Linked DNA regions of Mus musculus: region 2 is linked to region 1. Evidence: chromatin contacts called from ENCODE Hi-C or POLR2A ChIA-PET data. All regions are on one chromosome and are shown on one strand. Each heading gives the region's core, a stretch centred on a gene start or an enhancer-like site at or near the end of the contact. The rest is flanking DNA. Distances are from core to core; before and after follow the strand shown.

Region 1 (6,327 bases), core at 544-3,043:
CACAGTCACTCAATTCTACAGACACTAAGTGCCTGCCAGTGCTGACCAGTGAGCTTAACTCAGACTGTGATTTGTCTCACGGCAGAACATTATTCGTATTGTTCCCGCTCAAGAAAAACAGCACCATGACTTACAGCATGCTAAACATACTGATTTTTCATGTTAATTATTTTAGTTAAAAGCACTCTGAAGGCAGCACTTTAAGAAGGGCACTTTCATAAGAGCAGGAGATAGAACTCCCATGAGAAAGGTACCCCTGCCCCCATACCAGAGGAAGGAAGACATTCTTATCGGGAGTCCAGGATGGAAGCAATCTACACAAACAAACCCTGTTCAACTAACCTTATCTGCTTAGTCACTCTTCCAAGATTAGCTGCCTTGATTGAAAGCTTTTTATTTGTCTAAGACAGCTTTTGGTTCTAACTGCTTCTTGGGGCCCTCGTTTTTTCTTGGGAGCGCTCCCATTGGGGAAAAAAATCACCAAATAAAATGTGTGTGCTTTTCTCTCAGTAACATGTTAGTTTAGTTCTAAGGCTCAAAGAGGCTGGAGGAGATATGTATCTCTCCTATATTGTGAGAGAAAACCATCTCCTTTTTTCTCTCACCCCCTGCTTATTTTCTGTTGCAAGGGCATTACTGGAACAGTCATCAAATACAATCAGATGCTCACAAAGCTAGTTCACCAAAAAGACAAGCCCAGAGTACACACCAAGGACTAAGAACACACAATGGCAACAACAAATAACCCCTGCAGTTATTAAGTAAAAAAAAAAAAGGGTGATAACATTCAAATGATAATGCCTATAACTTTCTACCTAGCAATTCCAGTTCTGGAGATAGACCCAAGAAGACAGTCACACAGGGGGCAAGGTAACTTCAATTCAAGGTTATTCTTTTCAGCACAAAAGATCAGAAATAATCGCCGGGCAGTGGTGGTGCACACCTTTAATCCCAGCACTTGGGAGACAGAGGCAGGCGGATTTCTGAGTTCGAGGCCAGCCTGGTCTACAGAGTGAGTTCCAGGACAGCCAGGGCTATACAGAGAAACCCTGTCCCGAAAACAAAACAAAAAAGAAAAAAAGAATTTCCCATTGGAGACAACAGCTAGAACTCAAAGGTAAAGTACTTAGCTAGTATTCAGCAGGTCCTGGGTTCAAGCCTATGTACTCCACATCTACAGCATTTTGCCTTGGAGTTCAAAGTGCTAGTTCAACAGGAAGCTAGGGGTGGAGTGGGGATCAGGAAACAAGACAATGAAAGAAATGGCATCCTTTGCCATCTGGCTCTTTGGACTGGTTGTGAGCTCTGAAGAAGTAAAAGGGTAGATTCAAAAGATAAAGATCTTTTCAAGATAGGGGCAGACTGAAACTGAGCAGGAAGGAGGGATCTCGAAATCTGCCTTGGGCTTCTGGTGCTAAAGGCTGAAGCTCTGAACATACATTCCCAGCATGGCCCGGCTGTCCCTCACAGGGGACCCAAATGCAGAGACAGTAAGGAGGTACCACAAAGGAACAGAATAAAGAAGGCTGTGAGCAAAAATTCTTCACTTCTTGGCTGTGTGTGGTGGGTGGCACACACCTTTAATTTGGGAGGCAGAGGCAGGTGGAAGTCTGAGTTCAACGCTGGCCTGATCTACAGAGTGAGTTCCAGTACAGCCAGGCTATATAGAGAAACCCTGTCTTGAAACCACAAAACAACAACAGCAAAAAACTCTTCATCTCTGTCCTCAAATCCATGCACCATTCCACTCAGGGGGTCCTCAAAATCCTCATCAGGCTCTAGAAGCTTGGTTGTGCAAGCAGGAAGTAGCTGCCACATTCCAACTGTCCCCAGGCCCTGAAGCCCAGACACAGTTTCACAGCAAATCTCTAAACATGTGATACAAAGAGGAAAAGAAACAGAAACCAGCACTCCAAAGAGAAAGCCAAAAGGAATGTCAGGGCATTCTAAAATGTGGCCCTATTGCTCACCACACGGGAAGTGGAGGAACCATGAGGATGAGCAAAGAGGTCACTCGAGCTCTGCTGGGATCCACACTTACTCTACAGAGTACAATCCTTCAACCACTTTAAAATACTGCTTTTCTAGCCATCAAGCAATGATGTGTGTTCTTGATTCTATGCCTGTGCGTACCCCTGCCTCCCAGATTGTTCACATTAAAAAGAAGGACAATTAGAAGAATGATAAGAGAGCTGGGGAACACACCGGAAGGCATAAGCATATCCTTGTAACACGCTGGCAGAAAATTACAGAACAGTCAAATACAGAGTTGCTTCCTTTTTTAAAAGTTAAAGACATCTTGCCCTATTCTAAAAATATAACAAAGTATTTATCTTAATTCAACTTTCAGTTTTCCTTTTTCAATTTTGTCCAGAATTAAAATAATATATACAATCCACGTATGCCCTATAGCACAAAAATAATAGTTCTAAATATACAGATGTGCCATTTTTAAGAGATGGAGTTTGTACTAAAACCATAATACTTGCTAAACCATTAAAAAAAAAAAACAAAACCAGAAACCAAAGGCCATCTTTAGGTAATGTGAATTCATATGTGAAGATGAATATTGCCAGGAAGAAGTGTGTTTCTAAGAGTAGCAGGGAGTGACTTCAGAGACTCTGAAGATGAAACTCCATGTTGATATGAATCCGTGGGGTAACAGACACGAAACCAGCATAACTCATTTACTATACCCTGTTTGTCGTCTACCTATCTCAGGAGCTAGGTAGTTTAATTTTATGTTTGATCCTTATATTTTTCATACACCTTCATGTATTCATTTGAAATTCAAATGCCCCACAATGTAGGTAAGGCAGGTTTTACAAACACTTAAACACGGGAAATTTTTAATTTTAAACAAAGCAAAATAATGTGTAACAGAGACATTTTATCCTACTTTTTTTTTTTTTTTTTTTTGGGTTTTTCGAGACAGGGTTTCTCTGTGTAGCCCTGGCTGTCCTGGAACTCACTTTGTAGATCGGGCTGGCCTTGAACTCAAAAATCCGCCTGCCTCTGCCTCCCGAGTGCTGGGATTAAAGGCGTGTGCCACCACGCCCGGCTTATCCTACTTCTACTTCTCCAAACGCCACCTTCTGTCTTCACTGAAAATACTTCTCCTGCCCATTCACCTTCCCTTCACTAAGCAGCGTCTTCTGCCTCAAGTTACTAGCAGAGTTCTTACTCCATCAACTTCGCATTCCAGACAACAGACTCTGCTATCTATTCCTCATTGCAGTGGTTGGGAAATGGAGGTTGGGAAGTGTTGAAATGTGACTGTGTACAAATCAACCTGCCACATCTGGCTTTCTCTGCAAAACAGAAAATGATGCCTAGAGCTCTAACCTAATAGGACAAGCACAGATCTAACTAAACAAAGCTTTAGAAGCTACCAGACTTCTGTAACATTAAGACTGTGTGAGAATGACACTCTAGAAATAAATGTCATGTACAAGGGCTACAGTAAGACAAAGTATTTACACTAAGGGGTAGCATTCCATTCTCTCTTCATTTCTTTACAGTAACTTCTTTGTGGAAAGTCAACCCATTAATAAAACCTAGGCCAAAGGCCACCAGCTTGGTGAACTCTTCCTTTATTCCTTAAAAGTGATAAAGCTCCCTGCGTGAGATAACCTGATGACTTGTGAATGGAGTTAGCAGATCCCTTAGTTTCATGAACTGTCTGGGTGAACTAGGAAGCCACTGGTATAATAAAGCCGGAGTCACTCAGACGTGAACATGTCTACATGACACAGGGAACTCATTAAAACAAACACGGGTTCCTCAGCCTCGGTGGTCAGAACCCAGTAAATTGTGATCTCTATGCCAACTCCCACTCTCCTTCAATTCTCTTACAGTCTGCATGTCCCCTCCTGCAATGGCGGCTCTTTTGCACAAGATATCCCTCTTGTCTGGGCTTGATAGTTCTTCTTTCTTTATGTGATACCTAGCCTTCAGACCCGTACTTTATCATTTCCCAAGGGACCCCTTCCTGCCAACCTGACAAGGCTAACTCCCCACAGTCTAAGCTCTCATAGCGCCTGGCAGTACCCCATGGAGGTGCAGCTCTGCATCTGCATGGCTATTTAAGTAATACTCCTCACTACACTGGAAGCTTCAGGAATGTCTCTGTTCTCTATTATGTTCCTTTTACCCAAGATAGTTCCTGGAGCATGGCTGTTACTTAGTTAAAAAAAAAAAGAAAAAAGAAAATAGTGAGTGAGGAGACGAATAATGATCTACAAATATTTCAACAAGCATTGAACCAGGAGTTCCAGATCAATTGGAGTCTATCTCTACTTTATTATTTTGCTCTTAATTTTCCTGTGTTTAAGTATCTATAAACCCGCCTTACCTACATTGTGGGGCATTTGAATGTCAGATGGATACACAAGCGTGTAAGAAAAATGTACAGATAAATGTCAAACAAAAATACTACATAGCACCTGAGATAGGTGAAGGAGAAAAAGGTACAATAAATGAGTGGTGCTGGTGTCACTTCTGCTAAGCCACAGTTTTATATCGATATGAGGCTTCATCCCCAGAGCTGTTGTTTATAGCTTTGTGGTTCACTGACCTATCATAGAAAAAGAGCCTTGGGCTGGAGAGACAGCTCAGCAAGAAAGAACACTTGCTGTTATTTTAGAGGACCTGGGTTGAGTTCCCAGCACCCACATAGTAGCTCACACTATTTACTGTGACTTCAGTTCCAGGGGATAAAATTTCCTCTTCTGACCTCCAAAGGCACCAGGCATGCATGTGCACATACATGCATACAGGCAAACATTCACATAAGCTGAAATAAATATATACTGTAGAAAGTTTAAATATACGGTGCATGGCTGAGTCTCTGGTTTTCTAAATACTGAAAATATTCATTTTTCTCTGTGCCACAGACGAGTGGGTCTGTGAAGCCACAGGGTTTTCTCACTTGACATAAAATTATTCTCTTTATAGCTCAAAATACCTAAGAATGTCTTGAGAACCACTTAACTATTTTTCTTTTCTCACAGCAGATACGTACACTTTATACATTGTGGAATATTATTAACATTCAAAAAGTAGAGGAAGTTTTCAGGCAAAACAATTCACTAATGATTGATGATTAGTTTGTTGTTTTGGTGTAGTTATATAACATATATCCTTAAAATGTCATAATAGTAACCTGTACAGTAAGAAATGATTACCACTCACTGTATCTGCATTTCAACTTTCAAGTGCTCATAAAGTAGCAGGTAAAAGGGCCAGCTTGGCATAAATTAAAGAGTGCACACATGACAGATTGTGTGATTGGATTTTCCTTAAAGAGAGAATGAAAATAATTTGGCTACACCTACTTCTGATTCCCAAGTCATCAAGAGTCAGGTTAAATTCTAATTCATTTATCTATTAAAAGAGTAAAAATTATTTTAGACACTCCTTAAGATATAACTAGTTAGTTTTCTGAAAAAGAGCAACTGAAGCATCAACCAGGTATAAATGACAGTAACTAATGAGAATACACTAACAGCAATAACACTTTTATGCTATTAATGTCTGATTCTTCACTTAACTAGCATGGTGATCCCATGGTGTAATGTTAGTGTTTTCATCTCTCAATAGAAGAAAACTGGGGCTCAAAGGACATTAAAAACAAACTAAAAACCCCTCAGTAATTTAACAGTACGGTTCACAAGTGTCTTCTAACATGAGTTAGAACTGCGTACAAGAGGCCCCTGAGTTAAGCTCTCAGCACCGGCCATTCCACACTCCACTGAAGACACATCCCAAAATTAGGCTACAAATCATACCTATCTCAACACACATCCATTTGTAATATGACCCTATTGTTATTCAATCATGCTTTTAGAGGGAAAGGGTTTGATTAAATAAAACTTATCAATTCTTTTTACTGTTCAGCTTTTTGGCTTCACGGTGAATTCTCCCAAGCATTTAAGTTGGAAATCATGCCAATTCATATAAGCTATTTTAGAAAACAGAAGGCAAGCAAGCATCTTTCAACTCAACAGACAGGACAAGTATCACTGTAACAAGTCAAATGCACTAAGGGCAAAGCAGTCCATGTACTCGTTTCTCTTGGGAACATGGGCAGGGAACCTTAAAATATGAGAAAATAATAAAATGACAAACTAAGTCCAGTAAAATGAAAGGTTCCTACAATCCGACGAACACAATGACAGTGTAAGACGGCATAATGCTCCAAACCCCTTAAAGTGCTTTACCATATTAGCAGGCTGTCTGTCTATGACCATTTCAATACATACAAAAAAACCATTCAATTCATGATTTAAAAACAGTAACAAAACTCAGTTAAATATGCATGAAAAA
Region 2 (6,466 bases), core at 2,292-4,791, 34 kb after region 1:
TTGATAAATTTATAATTCCCAAGAGAAACAGTCCAAGCTTAAAGAACAGATTATAAAAACAATAGAAAAGCTGCAATAGATGAACAGACCCAACAGTAAATCTGCTTTGCTTTTGATAGAAATAAGGTAGCCAACTGAACTTTCCAACTAGAGCCAGAACTAACAGGACACATAGGAGACTTAAAAAGAACAATCTAATATACAAGATACAATGAAGCAAGTAAGAATACTCATCAACACTTAGTATAAAATTGCAGGAATAGAAGAATGAGATCTTTGTTACAATGTGTGTTTTAACTTAGAAAAACAAAGATATTAAGTTTCCACTTGGGCTAGAAGATGAAATACACCCAGCTGTGCAGATGAAGCCCTCTGGAAAGGCATTCAACACATTACTAAGGATTCCTTTCCTTGATGCACTTTTGCAACTAAACAGTTTTGCGTGTATGTACGCTTTGCACAGAACTAACAGCAGACTGGCTAAAAACAACTTGCATTTTCAACTCCCTATAATGTAAAGGCCGGATATTTTTTTTTTCAGAAATGATCAGATTAAAATAAATATGTCTTTACAGTTACAGGATGAAATTTTAGGCTGGACAGGCACCACTGCCCCCATTCTCTCCGTTTTTTCATAAACCATATGACTTCCACATGCTGAGAGTGTTTTATGCTTTAGTCTGCAGTAAAGGCTTTACATCATTTTAATGCCCCAGTACTCAAAATGCAACAGAATCAGCCCAGTGAATATAAGGAAGATTCAGTGTACATGGAGCCATTATTTCCAGACTACTAGTCAGAAAAAGTTTAACGAATGTTTTTCCCATAAATAACTTCACAATTCCATTGATGAAAATAAACAAGAAGAAGATTCAAGGTAAGGGTAGATGAAAAACACTCATTTTTCTAGGTTGGAACATTTTAGTTTGTCATATCTAAAATGATTATTAAACATGTAAAAATTCAATATCTACTAGAATACATTTTGGAAAACTACAAGTAAACAACTATTTTGTTGTTACATGGAATTTTCTTCCAGTTTTTGAAAAATAATGTTTCAGGTTAAGATAAAGCCTCAAACAAGTAATTCTGAAAATCCTGGTCTTCAACAAACCATAGGCTCAGCTTGGAACAGCACACTGTGTACAAAATTATATTTAGGTCCATTCACATACTTAACACTCAACTTCATGCAAACACAGTCCCCTTATCTGTGGGAATGATCAACAGCAGAAATTTCAAATCAAAGACTAAAACTACCATAAATCCCAGTGTGATGCTATGGAATCTAAAAGCCCATAGCTAACAGAAGAACTCAAGAACTAACACATTCTTGACCAAACACATAATACATGAAATTCTCAAGTCAAAATAGAAATAATGCCAATTATTCTTTTAGTGATTTAAAAGTCTATGATATCACAAAATTATCACAGAGAGTGATTGAAGAAGATGTATTTTGGACTGAGGGAGTACAAAATGTATGATCTTAAATTCTCCTGGTGTAATGTCATTAAATATTCAAGACTGTGAGAAACAAGAGATGTTTCATTCCAACCCTAATTGAAAATGGAAAAATAAAATAAAATTTCCCAAACTTGACTTATAAGCATAATACAACCAGATCCAGCAACTTAGCCGTGCAATTTTAATAAGTTTAATGCAAAGCACTGCAAACCTGATGTGATAATGACTTGTGGCATAAATGCAAAATAACAACAAATTCGGGTCCTTTTCACTTAACGATGCATTTTATAGTGAAACCACAAAAAGCACAGCCCATATTAGCACAAACTAAGCAAAAAAGTACAGGAGGTATTATGTCCATCGGGAAGAGAAATGTTCTGTGCCAAGGAAGGAAGGAAGGAAGGAAGGAAGGAAGGAAGGAAGGGGGTGGGGGAGAGAGGAAGCTAAGGAAAGATAGGAAAGAGAAGGCAAAGATTTCTATTATCTGCAGGTCCCCAGAAAAAGGGGCACGTGACTATACCCTATATAACAGACGAGGGTTTTTTTAAGCTTCAGACAAAAATAAAAATAGCAATCACTTTTATCATTCAACTTTACGAAGCGTGTATCTTTACTGCTAAGTGCATTCTTTGCTTCACTCACCCAATGCTTCCTCACTCTTCCATACCAGTTTTCAAGCATTTGTGACACAGAACAGGGTGGGGTAGAAGAAAAAACAAAACAAACAACAAAAAACAAAAAACAAAAAACAAAAAAAGACCACAGCGCCTTTCAGCGCACAGTCAACCCTCTTCTCCGCAAAAAATTTCCAACAGTTTTTTCAACTACGAAAATAAGTCGCCTTATCTACCTCAGGATACAGAGCAGACGTTCTGTCTCATTAGAAGACAGCGATGCGGATGGCATTTAGCACTCGAGATTCCCAGCCCCACGTTCCCGAATTTTAAATAACTGGCAAGCTACTGAGCATGAAGATGACAAGATACCTCTACTTACTGTTTCGGGGTGAAGGTGGGTGGAGGACTCCTTTCAAAGTAGCCCCAATAGTGTAACCCAAACACGGTTCCGGAATAAAATACTAAGAGACACTTTTCCTTTCCCACCTTTAGCTGCCGACTTGAGGCAAAGATGCATCTCCACATCACATCATCTATATAGTCCTGCCGGGAGTTTGGGGTGGAGACTGGCCCAGAGTAGGGCACCGAGTGTGAGCTGGGCGCCCAGACACTAACGAGTTACTGAGCCCCCCCAAACCCTGCACAAGATCCTTGGACCAAAAGTCCAGCCCGGGACTCCTGCGTGCTTCCCAAGCCCAGGCCGCTTATCTCTGACTCCAGCCATCTAACTTACCATCTACAGACATTCCTTCAAGACGATCGCAGCACCCAAGTACACGTCACAGTTTAAAACACAGCGAGACACTCCCCAAACAAACCAGCACACCTCGAAACCACCTTACAGTTTCTCAAACTCCCAAGCAGGAAGACCCCCCAACTCCAGGATTCAAACCTTCCGCCGGTCCTGAAGACCAGAGAGAAGTTGGGAAGCCATCGACGCCTCTCCACGCCCGCCCCTCACAAACTGCCCCACCCCACAGCCCGCGCACGGCCGCCCCCTCGGAAGTACCCCTACTTGCTCCCCTATGCTCAACCTGGCTACTCCAGAGACCCATCTGTGGCGCCTACTCACTTTCTCTCCCCCCCAAACATCTCGACATTTTTTTTTCCTTAAAGTAATGAGAGAAGTGAGGAAAAGAGACTTGAGGCAGTCCAGCTTGCAAACGACCCCACTCACCTTGGAAATCCAGCTGAGAGTTCTCTGCACCCTGCTCAGCCCCCTCCCCAGCGTCCCAGTGCAAGGCTGAGGGAGGGAGGAGGAAGGCGGGAGGGGGAGGGGATCTTCACCGCGGGGCGCCCTGCGGGAGGGGCTGAGGAGGGCTCCAGGCCCGCGCAGGAAGAGCCTAGGGGGGAGGGGAGGCCCCTATCTCCCAGTCTCCCCCTGAAAACCTCCCTTGTCTCAATCACATCAGACTGACTGTCTTTGTCTGGCTGACAACCGCCATATTGATAGCAACAGCCCCGCTCCCACCTGCTGCCGCTGGGCATCCCTGGGAGTTGTAGTTTCCGGTTCCCTAGAGGAAAAGTGCAGAGTTGAGGGTCTGAGGCCCTAGGGAACTACAGCTTCCAGCAGGCACTGCGCCCATACGCCTTCCCACAGGGAGGAGGGGAGCTGGGAGCTGAAATCGTGCGGACTACACATCCCAGAATACCATGGATGCTAGACCCAGATGAGGGACATGATATCATGCTGGGATGGAAAGGAAGGATGAATTGGCGGCGGCGATGAATTTGAGCGGACGGAAGGAGGTGATTAGAGAGAAAAGGGAGGAAAAGGAAAGACGCCCACAGTGCCCATGATACCTGCAGTAAAACTACATTTCCCGTGAGGCTCTGGAAAATGCTTAAGGAGTGAAGACTCCAAGTCCCGCGATGCTCTGGGCTATAGAGATTAAACCGGAAGATCCTTCCCTGTCTTTAGAAGTGAAGAGACTGGTACTGAACAACCAAAAGTCCGATATGAAACTGGTGAGTTTCCACTACTAAGTCAGAGGGCAAAGGTAATGAATGCTATATATCTTTGGAGTCTGTCGCCTCCACCATGATTTATCACGGAGGGAGGTCAGCACTTAAAAATTATAAAGTGAGCTGGGTTTTGCGATTGGGATTTGAATTCCCGCTTGCTCACATCCCACAGCTCCTGCATCTGTCAGGAGGTCTTCATTACTGTTTGGCAGATCCCTTTGGCCGCACGTGAGGTTGTATGTTACATTTCTTCACCCTTGGGCTAAAGATAGGCTCCAAAACTTTGGTTTGGTCATGTTTCTCAGCCTGCACCTGAGAGCTATAATAGATCATCAACCACTTTCCACTTAATGAGCACTTGAGTGGACTCCTACTGATATTGCGAGGCTGGATTCCGATCTGAACAGAAAGTAGGAGCGATCAGACAGAAGGTCTAAATGTCCTGTTACTCCTAACTGCAGTTCGAATTACAAGAAAGAGATGCTAAAGGGTGGTGCCCTTGAAGGATTCCCGTCTAAAGCCTGCTTGAAATAAACAGCTCTAGATAAAACATGCCTCCTGAAGAAGTAACTGTGTGGCAAAACACTAAGCTGACAGGTGGCCTTTTCAGATATTTGCTTTGCCCCATTTTTCTGAGCACACCGTTCTAACAAGTTGTTTTATTCAAGCTTAATGGAATAAGTAATAGAGTAATAAGGAAATTGAACGCAGGTGTGAAATGCTTGTCGTCGCCCTCCTATTCCCTACATTCTCACTGCCAACTTACTGTAGAATCTTCCTAATTGCTACGTGGAGAGAAATATCCTCAATAGAGTGAAGTGTGTTTGGTATGTTCTGTTTAAGAGAGAAGCGATGCAGAAACGTTTATTCCAGAACAACTTTTTTTTTTTTTTCTCTTCTTCTGTTTTTTTGAGATAGAGCTTCTCTGTGTAGCCCTAGCTGTCCTGGAATTCTCTTTGTAGCCCAGGCTGGCCTCTCAGAACAACTTCTTTGGGAGGGTATCAGAACTTAGGTACTTTTTGCTTTACTCATAAAATCTTCTTGCTTAACGTATACACAGAGGTTAAAGCAGGGAAGGAGCAAATGGAAAATTAGCCATTCCCTTTCAGAATCAAAAGCTGGCGAAAAGAAACCAGATGTGGCACACCTTTAATTCCAGCACTCAGGAGGCAGAGGCAGGCAGACCTCTGAGTTCTAGGATAGCCAGGGAAGTTATACTGAGAAATCCTGTCTCAAAAAAAGAAAGAAAGAAAGATAAAGAAAAGAGAGAGAAAAAGAAATCAAGAAAAGGAAGTATTAAAAAGAAAGAAAAGAAAAAGAAGTATTCTAATTATTATCTTCCCTTTCAAACAGTGTAGATCCAATAATTAATCCAATAATTACTATCCGAATATCAAAATAGTTTCTCAGTAGGTTAAACTTGTGTGCTGTGCCTACCAAAGGGTTTGAATAAACTTTCTCAGGTCCTTACATTTTAGCTCTGTTTACTGCTTTAAAAATGTGAGGTTGGCTATGGGTTTTGTATATTATAGGGACTAGGGATCTATGTCAGTGGCAGCATGGTTGCCTAGGATGCACACAATACATTGGGTTTGGTCTTCAGCATGATGGTAATGAGTTACATTGTGAAACACAAACATGCTTTTGAACAAAGTCTTGTTTTTGAGTAAGACTTTCCCTTGCTGGGCAGTGGTGATGCACACCTTTAATCCAAGCACTTGGGAGGAGGAAGCAGGCAGATTTCTGAGTTGGAGGCCAGCCTGGTCTACAGAGTGAGTTCCAGGACAGCCAGGACTGCACAGAGAAACCCTGTCTCAGAAAAACAAAACAAAACAAATAAGACTTTCACAGGTGCACATGAGGGATAGCCACATCTTGATTCTTTTCCCTTAATGAGAATTTCTTGAATAGGTCTGTTTTTCTGTCTTCTTACTAATACTGCTTACTTACTTACTAATACTGTGATGGTTTGTTTCACTGGGCATTTGGAATTCAGTAAGACCTTCTGTCCTTAAGTTTTGTTTTTGTTATTGTTTTTGTTTATCAGCTTCACACAAAGCTAGAGTTATCTGGGAAGAGGGGTTTCAAATGAGAAAATGCCTCCCTTTAGTCTGCATTTCCTTGATTGACGATTGATGTGGATGGTGTCAACCCACTATTTGTGGTACTATCTCTGTGCAGATGTTCCTGAAGCTGATAAGAAAGCAAGCTCAGCAAGCTGTGGGGAGCAAGCAATAAATAGCCTTCCTCCATAGCCTCTGTTTCAGTTCCTGCCTCTAGGCCCTGACTTCCCTACGTGATGGATGTGATCGGGATCTAAACTAGTTAAACACTTTGCCTCCTTTTGGTCACAGTGGGTGTTGTTTATGGTTTTGTTTGTTTAGTTGGTTGGTTGGTTGGTTTCGGTTCGCCTTTAG

Evidence for each region. Hi-C counts contacts between places; a loop is a spot of excess contacts on that map. ChIA-PET counts read pairs that join two places held with the same protein, here RNA polymerase II (POLR2A).
Region 2: a map of heart shows a loop between it and region 1 (2.0-fold over the local background). The contact joins the promoter of Hmbox1 here to the enhancer-like site in region 1. A Hi-C loop is called at or near these places in 2 of 37 maps with a recorded cell type or tissue (heart and left cerebral cortex). POLR2A ChIA-PET finds 5 or more read pairs at or near these places in 2 of 5 experiments (Patski and embryonic stem cell).

Annotation. Positions count from the first base shown.
Region 1 is chr14:64,914,143-64,920,469 of GRCm38, forward strand. All of the region lies in intron 1 of Hmbox1 (homeobox containing 1), which reads right to left. Among named protein-coding and RNA genes, the nearest start is that of Hmbox1, 33 kb to the right of the region's middle. Within about 2 kb of position 1,794, at least 1 of the 3 ENCODE cell types and tissues checked has a DNase peak (open chromatin) inside an H3K27ac peak, as active enhancers do; it is heart, where a contact is called at or near this core.
Region 2 is chr14:64,946,316-64,952,781 of GRCm38, forward strand. Hmbox1 (homeobox containing 1) reads right to left here and starts at 3,542. Exons shown (of 10, transcript NM_177338.6): 1 at 3,262-3,542. Ints9 (integrator complex subunit 9) reads left to right here and starts at 3,978. Exons shown (of 17, transcript NM_153414.5): 1 at 3,978-4,052. The coding sequence starts at 4,044.